Linked DNA regions of Homo sapiens: region 1 is linked to region 2. The links are chromatin contacts, found by Hi-C or POLR2A ChIA-PET in ENCODE. All regions are on one chromosome and are shown on one strand. Each heading gives the region's core, a stretch centred on a gene start or an enhancer-like site at or near the end of the contact. The rest is flanking DNA. Distances are from core to core; before and after follow the strand shown. Region 1 has its middle 110 kb from the start of DCTD. Region 2 overlaps TENM3 (teneurin transmembrane protein 3).

Region 1 (4,076 bases), core at 471-2,970, 54 kb after region 2:
CCTCTGTTTGCCAGACTTCTCATTTGCTGTTCACCACCCCTGCAAGCAATGGTCTCTTGATGTTAGTTAATTACTAATAACTTTTAGGTAAATTGAGTAAACCTTTTCATTTATGAACCGACTTAGAATCCTGTCGTGGAGGAATACGGGATTCCTAGAGTCCCGTGGATAGAGAATTTACTATCAACCGATTCTAAGCCTAGAGTAACATCATTATTCAGTTTAGAGTTAATGGGTTCCTCAAAGCAAATTTAATAAATCCTTCTGGGATCTAAGCTCAGGAAAATTAAAATTAGAAGCATAAATTGTCACTTTTAGGGCAAGAGACTGGCTTGGTAACAGTCCCCCTGCTTACAGGGTGAATTGTGAGCTACGCTTAGCCCTGGCCACAGGCATTCATCCTGTATTATGCAGGGAAATCTCGTTCTTCCACCTGTGTGCAGAGATTTCCTGAATTCCAGCCACAGCGGCCATTTCTCTATGGCATAGCTCGCTGCACACAACTGTCAGGATTTACAAGCGGTCCGCTGGGTCAAAATGAATTTTTAAAAATGTTCACAAGTGAACTCTATCAGGGGAGAGTGCGGGGAGCATAAATGCCCAAGGACTTAAAATGACAAATTCTCGGGCGTGACTGAAAGGCTGAAAATGGGGCGCTCAGTGGAGGTCGGTGAGGAGGCTCACCAGGCTCTCTTCAACCTGGAGTTCTTCTGCACCGTGGTTAATGACCGTAGGCTGGAGACTGCCCCATCCCACACCTTCCTCCCACACGAACACTAGGGAAAGTCTAGTCTGCCTGTTCCAGAGAAAATTCTGCAAAAATCGTCCCCAGAACTATCTTTGCATCCACGATGCTCGCTCTCTCTCTCTCTCTCTCTCGCTCTCTCTCGTTGCAATGGGTCAGGTTGAATCTAACCCTCTCTGTCCTTTAAGGCTTGGAAGGAATGCCATAGGGCTCCCTCGGTGGGCCAGGGCGACGTTGATGACTCAGGATCTCAAAAGGACCTAGAGCCAGTCTGTCATCCCCAGTTTCTTAATTTATTGACAAAAGGTAACGAACAAGCAGATTGTAAAATATCTTTATTCAGCTATGACATGATTTCCAAGCTCAAAAAAAAAAAAAAAAAAAAAAAATCAAGCCTGGCGTTTAACTTCAGTCTGGAGCATTGACAGGTGACAGGTCACTGCAGAACACAGAGGTGACCCAAGGCAGAGAACGGGAGGTAGCGAGAGGAAGACGACACCCTTCCCTGAGTCCTCCCTCATCTGGGGCTTCCCTCTGGCCTTCCCCTGGGGTTCCTGGGACTCGGCTTCTGCGGACATGGAAAAGCCGTCCCAACATCCGGCGGCCCCGTGGGCAGGGGTCCTGGGACGCCCCCTCCTGCATCCCCGGGCGGGCCCTGCAGGGGATGGCGGCGATTTCAGGAAGGGCTCCGGCGCCCCCTAGTGACGCGCGGCTGTGGTAGGGAAAGTCCTGCACGCCAAAAGGGCAGTTCCCGGGCCAGAAACCGAGGTGAAACCGAAGAGAAGGCGCCGCCGCTCGCCGCTCGCCACTCTCCACCCCAACCGCGGCGGGGCCGGCTCTCTGACCCTCTCTTCCCCACCTCTGCTCTGCCCTCCGAGTTTCACACTTAAAGCGGAGACTTCTGCTTCAGCACCGCCGCACCGAGGCCTGGGCCCTGCCAAAGTGGCTCGGGTAAGATTTCCCTGCACGTCGAGCAGACACTGTCATGCCGCGTTGCTCTCACTCACAGATCGAAATAAGGCCCTTCCTCCCGGGAATCGTCCGCGGGCTGAGTTCCGCAGCGCCTGAAAACAGTGATTTCTGAACTATCATATTGTTTCCCTTTTACTTTTCATGTTAACAGTCCTGTCGCTGGAAAGAATGTCCCGGAAGAACGGATCACTTAAATTCAGAGTGGCATTTTTATTTCTGAGGGAGCTGGGCTCTCACGGAACGTGCTGGAGTGACAGCCTGGAAGAGCGAAAGCCGCCCCCCCTCCCGCTTCCCCGCAGCTCCCCAGCCGCCTCGGCCTGGCCTCCCTGCAGCGGTGACATCCAGTCTCCCTCCTCTACCCAAGCCTGCGGCAGCCACGAAAGCCACCGCGGCGCAGAAGTGGGGAGGGATTCAACCTTTTGCCCCTGGGTTGTCGCCCAGAGAAGCCAATGGATGCTAATCTCATATAGCAGCCTGTTTGCTGGTGTCCTGCCTTCAGAAACCGGCCGTGAGTGAGCCCGCTGGCATTTTGGGAGGCCAATATATAGGCCCTTTTTCCTACCCGGGTTCTCGCTGAAATGAGTAAGGCCGGAGATGGCTCAGGAAAGCCAAAATATCACCTAGATAAAGGCCGGGTTGGGAAGCAGCAGGCACAGCTGCATGGGAAATCCCAAAGGGCCACTAACGGGACACCAAGATAGATCAGCCAGGCGCTGGCAGCAGTGGCAGGATGACGGGAGAGGCCCTGCTCCCTGAGCTGGAGCCCAGCGTGCCCATGCCCAGTTCGTTCCTCCCCACTCACCAGGAGGGCAAAGCGCTCCCCTGCCCACTGGGAGCCGGGATGACCAGGAGGCCCGGAGTGAGATATCTGTCTCTCTCTCTCTCTCTGTCACACACACACACACACACAGACACACACACACACACACACACACACACACATATATCACCAAGGAGGCTGTGGGCTGTGGCACTAGGAGAAATATTGCACCAGGTCTGGAGCCCCGGGTTTGCGGATGCTGCCCCCACCGCCTGTGGCCTTCAGCCAGGTTGCTTCCCGCCCTGGGCCTCTGCCGAAGCCAGAGGCAGGGGCTCTCCACCGGCAGCAGCGAGCGCCTCGCCTGCTGTGACAACTCTGTCTGGCTCTGGGGCTGCTCGGGAACCCGGTCCTAAACACAAGTTCTTGGGTCGTAAGCACAGGCTGGCAGTCCCAGATCGGGAGGCCCCATGCATCTGCTCCCGACCTGAGTCCCTCGCCCTGGCTCCCACTCCGCCACCCCATGGCGCTGCCTGCGAGAGGCGCCGGAGCCAGGCTCTGGCCTTTTCCGAGGCGGCTGCCTGCCGGTTCCTCTCGCGCCTGTTACACGGCGGACGGCAGGCTCCCGGGCTCTTGTAAATCAAAGGGCAACAGGACTCGCCTCGCCACCACTCAGGCTCTTTCTGCGGCCTCTGCCAATTAGTGCTCCAGTTAATCACACTTAGCAACTCCCTGGAGAAGCAGCGAAGCCGGGAGGAGCCCAGCGTGGGAGACCCCCTCAGGCTGGCTCTGCCGAGACGGAGATGACCACTGGCCTCTGCGCCTTGGTTTCCCCATCTTTACAGTGAACCCAGACCTTGGTCCCCAGCCGCCCCTCCCCACTTCCCGTGCCAAGACGCTGCATGTGTGTGCACACACACACGCATCTGTGTACGCATGTGTGCATGTGTGTGTGCATGTGCGTGTGTGCCTGCAAGTGCGTGTATGTGTGCATTTCTGTGTGTGTGTGCGTGTGCATATGTGTGGGGTGTGTGCACGTGTGTGAGTATATGCATGTGAGTGTGCACACGTGTATGTGTGCCTTTGTGTATGTGTGTGTGCACGCACATGTGGGTGGGTGTGTGCGTGTGGATGTGAGTACGTAATGTGCGCGCACATGTGTGAGTGTATGCATGTGAGTGTGCACGTATGTGTATGTGTGTTTGCGTATGTGTGCACGTGTGCATGTGGGGGTGTGCGTGTGTGGATGTGTGTACATAACGTGTGTGTGCATGTGTGAGTGTATGCATGTGAGTGTGCACGTATGTGTATGTGTGTGTTTGCATATGTGTGCACGTGCTGTGGGTGTGTGCATGTGCACGCATGTGTGTGCATGTGCGTGTGTGCAGGCATGTGTGCATGTGTGCATGTGCGTGTGTGTGCATGTGTGTTTGTGCATGTGTGTGTGCATGTGTATGTGTGTGGACAGAAAAAGCTAGAAGAAAGAGCCCATGGTGATATCAAGGCTACCACCCAGACGTCTTTCACCATCTCCTGGGAAAGTCCCCGAGCTGCGGGAACCCCAGCCACAAAGCTCAGCCACATGAAGAGGCCCCAGGACGG
Region 2 (3,897 bases), core at 761-3,260:
TGTATGTCTTTGTATTTCTCTGTATACTAACATCACAGCCTAAGAGCTCTTCAGAGCTCCACAAGGCCTCTACAGACTCCATGTGTGATCTGCTGGCCTCCTCTAACAACATGAGAAACACTTAAACAATTTTAAGAATAGAATCTCTTACAGGAATGATAAAGTACAGCTATTCAGCACTTAGACGGAAAATCATCAAGTAGTGAAAATTGTTTTATTAGAACCTAACCTCATTGGTAATGAGGAGACTACTGCATCACTATTAGAATAAAAATATTCATATAGGTAGATTTATTATAAATATTTTAGATGTTCACAAATAAAATAAATGGAAACAAGCATGTAACTGTGTGTGTGTGTGTGTTCGTGGCTGTATGTGGAAAGAGGGAGAGGAAGAGAGGGAATGAGAATTAATTAATATAACTAAGTTCGTCATCAAAAGATACATGGAGTTTGATAGATTCCCATCATGTTGACGTCTTGGTTGGGACACCAAATCATTTAAATTATTTTTCAGGTTTTTGTTCAGAAGACAATCTTTGCACATGTACAAGATTACATTAATTTTAAGAATGTGGCATTGAGTGTCTGTAAGGATATTAACTTTTTAATTCCAATGATACGTCATAATTTGTCCCCTCCTTAACAGTGTTGGGCTTACCATTTTTTACAAGTAATGGGACATAAAATGTTTTACATTTGCATTTCTTTATATTTATAAAACTGAGGCACTACATTTTGTATGTCACTACATTCATAGACAGGTTTCAGAGCAGCTCAGTATACAAACTTTGGAAAGAAAACTGAAGGATCCAGCATCCTAGCTCACTGCCACAGGCCACCAACTAAGACTCCCCCGTAGACTTGAATGACCTCATTTTAATATTTAACCCCATAGGACAGACACTGGCACTTTTCTGGATTATGATAGAGCAACCAAGACAGATACAGTGGTACATTTCTTCAGGGGGAGGGTTTTTAGTTTGAAAGGATAATACCCTATGGTGAGGTATGAGCGGAATCAGTAGTATATTGTACTTCACTGGAGAATTTGATGGAGACATGCTTCCCCTGGAATAAACTTTATGTCCCTCATTCAGGGGCAGTTTTTTAATGGCTTTGCATTGAGCACAAAAGATTTAGACAATTTGCTTCTTTGTTTTAGGGTAGACACATACTGCCTTTTAAAGGTAATATTTTTTAAGATGACTGTTAGTAAATTGTTGAATCCTCAGCGTCAGGCAAGGAAGGCAAACAGTAATATCAGAGAAATGCTACCTGTGAGCACATTCTTTTGAGTCATTATTAAATAGACAGTACTATTCATGTCTAATCTTTGATCATGGATTCCAGACTATAATCAGTTTCTCATGATCTGTTTTATTTTGCTTTTAATTTCCCTCTGTGTATTAGGAGTAACTCCCTTTGATGTTTATCTATGATCCTTTTCACAGCAGCAACCCAGCTCATAGATACTACCTTGCAACGGATCCAGTCACGGGAGATCTGTACGTTTCTGACACAAACACCCGCAGAATTTATCGCCCAAAGTCACTTACGGGGGCAAAAGACTTGACTAAAAATGCAGAAGTCGTCGCAGGGACAGGGGAGCAATGCCTTCCGTTTGACGAGGCGAGATGTGGGGATGGAGGGAAGGCCGTGGAAGCCACACTCATGAGTCCCAAAGGTACCGGCAGTTGGCGATTTGAGGATTTCTTTTTATTTATTAAAAAAAAAAAAAAAGGGGTTGAAAATCCATTTAGTGCCTAGTCATGTTTAATGCTGAGTCTAACTTTTTACCTTTGACAGTGTTCTGGAAAGCTGTTTCACATCTAGGGTTTTTAAAAGCCATGTAGCATGAAACTGCTAGCATCCTAACTTGGTTTTACAGTAAATACTAGGTTCTTGGCATTTTTTATTATCATACCATTTTATCAGCTCTTCAAAGAATGAAGCAACTAACTACTCTATATAATTCAGGCCACATCCTGTTCAACTTCAAGGAAGTATCCAAATTCTTTCATAGTCCTGGAATTTCTTTGTCATGAATGAGTCCCAGGCTTCTTTAAAACCCATCACTAAGCAACCCTGTGAGCCCTCACCCTCTTTGGAGAGCTGTGAAACTTTTGTTTCTATGCCATGGGAAAAAATCCTTGCTGAGAGGAATTTTGGGAGGTAACAGGGCTAAAAAAATTCTACGTGATAAAGGCTTTTAAACCAGGCAGGAATGATTCCCTGCTCATGTATTATGGCACTGAATACAATGTTTTTGGTTTGGGGCCTTTATTTTTTTCATGGTAGCTGCTGACTATTATGTGAACAAGGACTGGAAAAAAGTATCTGTACTGAATTATTCATAATAGAAAATTTCATTGTAACGGGGTCAACAAAACACTAACCTTGGCTTAGATCTATTTTTGTTAGAAGGATATGGTTACTGTAAGGGAGCTGGAATGGAATTTGAAACTGGTTCTGTAATTTATAGACCACAACATTATATAATCATTGTAATTTATATTTGAAACATTCAGGTATTACCTGTGTGATACATATACTCACAGGAGATTCTGACAAAATTGGATTATTTCCTTACTGAATTTTTTTTTTTTTTTTTTTTTTGAGACGGAGTCTCACTCTGTCGCCCAGGCTGGAGAGCAATGGTGCGATCTCGGCTCACTGCAACCTCCGCCTCCCGGGTTCAAGCCATTCTTCTGCCTCAGCCTCCCGAATAGCTGGGACTACAGGCTCACACTGCCACACCCAGTTTTTTTGTGTGTTTTTTAGTAGAGACAGGGTTTCACCGTGTTGCCCAGGCTGGTCTCGAACTCCTGAGCTCAGGCAGTCCGCCTGCCTCGGCCTCGCAAAGTGCTAGGATTGCAGGCGTGAGCCACCATGCCCTGCCTCCTTACTGAATTTTTAATTTATTTGTATTATAAATGCCTGTGTTGGTTTTTTCTAACGTGTTTGCAATCTGCAGTCCTACCTGCTACCTGTCACCCGTGTTGTCACTGGGGTTAAATAACTGAGTTTAATAATGGGCCTAATAGTTAATCAAAAGTAACCATTTTTGAAAAATTAGTAATACTTGCTTCTCTCAAATACAGGAATGGCAGTTGATAAGAATGGATTAATCTACTTTGTTGATGGAACCATGATTAGGAAAGTTGACCAAAATGGAATCATATCAACTCTTCTGGGCTCTAACGATTTGACTTCAGCCAGACCTTTAACTTGTGACACCAGCATGCACATCAGCCAGGTAGTTAAATACTAAGCGGACTTGTTTGTTTTTCCTCTAGGTGACTTGACTTATTCAGTCGGTAGACTATGATGGCACCATATTAAACTGCATATATCATGTGTTGCAGTGGTTCTGATAGGGCAGTTCCATTTACATGTATCACAGGAGCTAATAAAAAGTTATTTTCTTCTATAATTCTACATTTGATGAATTCAGTGAGATACAGAACAATTATCACTAAGAAATGCTAAGCATTTGTAATAAAATACCAGTAAAGTAGGAGCATGCAGGTATTCTAAAAAGAACCAAACAACTGAAATCTCTAATCTTTTGATTGCATGAGCTCCTTAAGTAGTAGAGAGAACCCACTATGATTAGTGCCAAGGGACTTATATTTAGAAATAGAAACTTTACTGTTGGCCTGATTGAAAACACAATAGAATACTAATCTATTCATAACCTAGAAAGCCCCAACATTTGGTGGTTATTGCTGCCATAAGGAACATGTGTGTTCATAGCTCATCGATATCTGTTGACTCACTACGTAGAGGCCTATTTGCTATTTGCCTGTAACTAGCAAATCTTTCTGTGAGCTGAATTTTAAAATAAAGTGTTATTTCCTGTATCTATCTTCATTCATTACTTTTTGGTTTATT

What was found. Hi-C counts contacts between places; a loop is a spot of excess contacts on that map. ChIA-PET counts read pairs that join two places held with the same protein, here RNA polymerase II (POLR2A). Pooled maps may share reads with other maps.
Region 1: a loop to region 2 is called in a map of endothelial cell of umbilical vein, with 6 times the contacts of the local background. The contact joins two enhancer-like sites. A Hi-C loop is called at or near these places in 2 of 168 maps with a recorded cell type or tissue (PC-3 and endothelial cell of umbilical vein) and 1 of 50 pooled maps. POLR2A ChIA-PET finds 5 or more read pairs at or near these places in 1 of 52 experiments (PC-3).

Annotation. Positions count from the first base shown.
Region 1 is chr4:182,805,090-182,809,165 of GRCh38, forward strand. No RefSeq gene overlaps it. Among named protein-coding and RNA genes, the nearest start is that of DCTD, 110 kb to the right of the region's middle. RefSeq lists silencers at 1,305-1,394, 1,415-1,464 and enhancers at 2,544-3,482, 3,611-4,076. Within about 2 kb of position 1,721, at least 5 of the 41 ENCODE cell types and tissues checked have a DNase peak (open chromatin) inside an H3K27ac peak, as active enhancers do; they include endothelial cell of umbilical vein, where a contact is called at or near this core.
Region 2 is chr4:182,750,346-182,754,242 of GRCh38, forward strand. TENM3 (teneurin transmembrane protein 3) reads left to right here. Exons shown (of 28, transcript NM_001080477.4): 20 at 1,455-1,687; 21 at 3,105-3,259. Among named protein-coding and RNA genes, the nearest start is that of DCTD, 170 kb to the right of the region's middle. Within about 2 kb of position 2,011, at least 2 of the 41 ENCODE cell types and tissues checked have a DNase peak (open chromatin) inside an H3K27ac peak, as active enhancers do; they include endothelial cell of umbilical vein, where a contact is called at or near this core.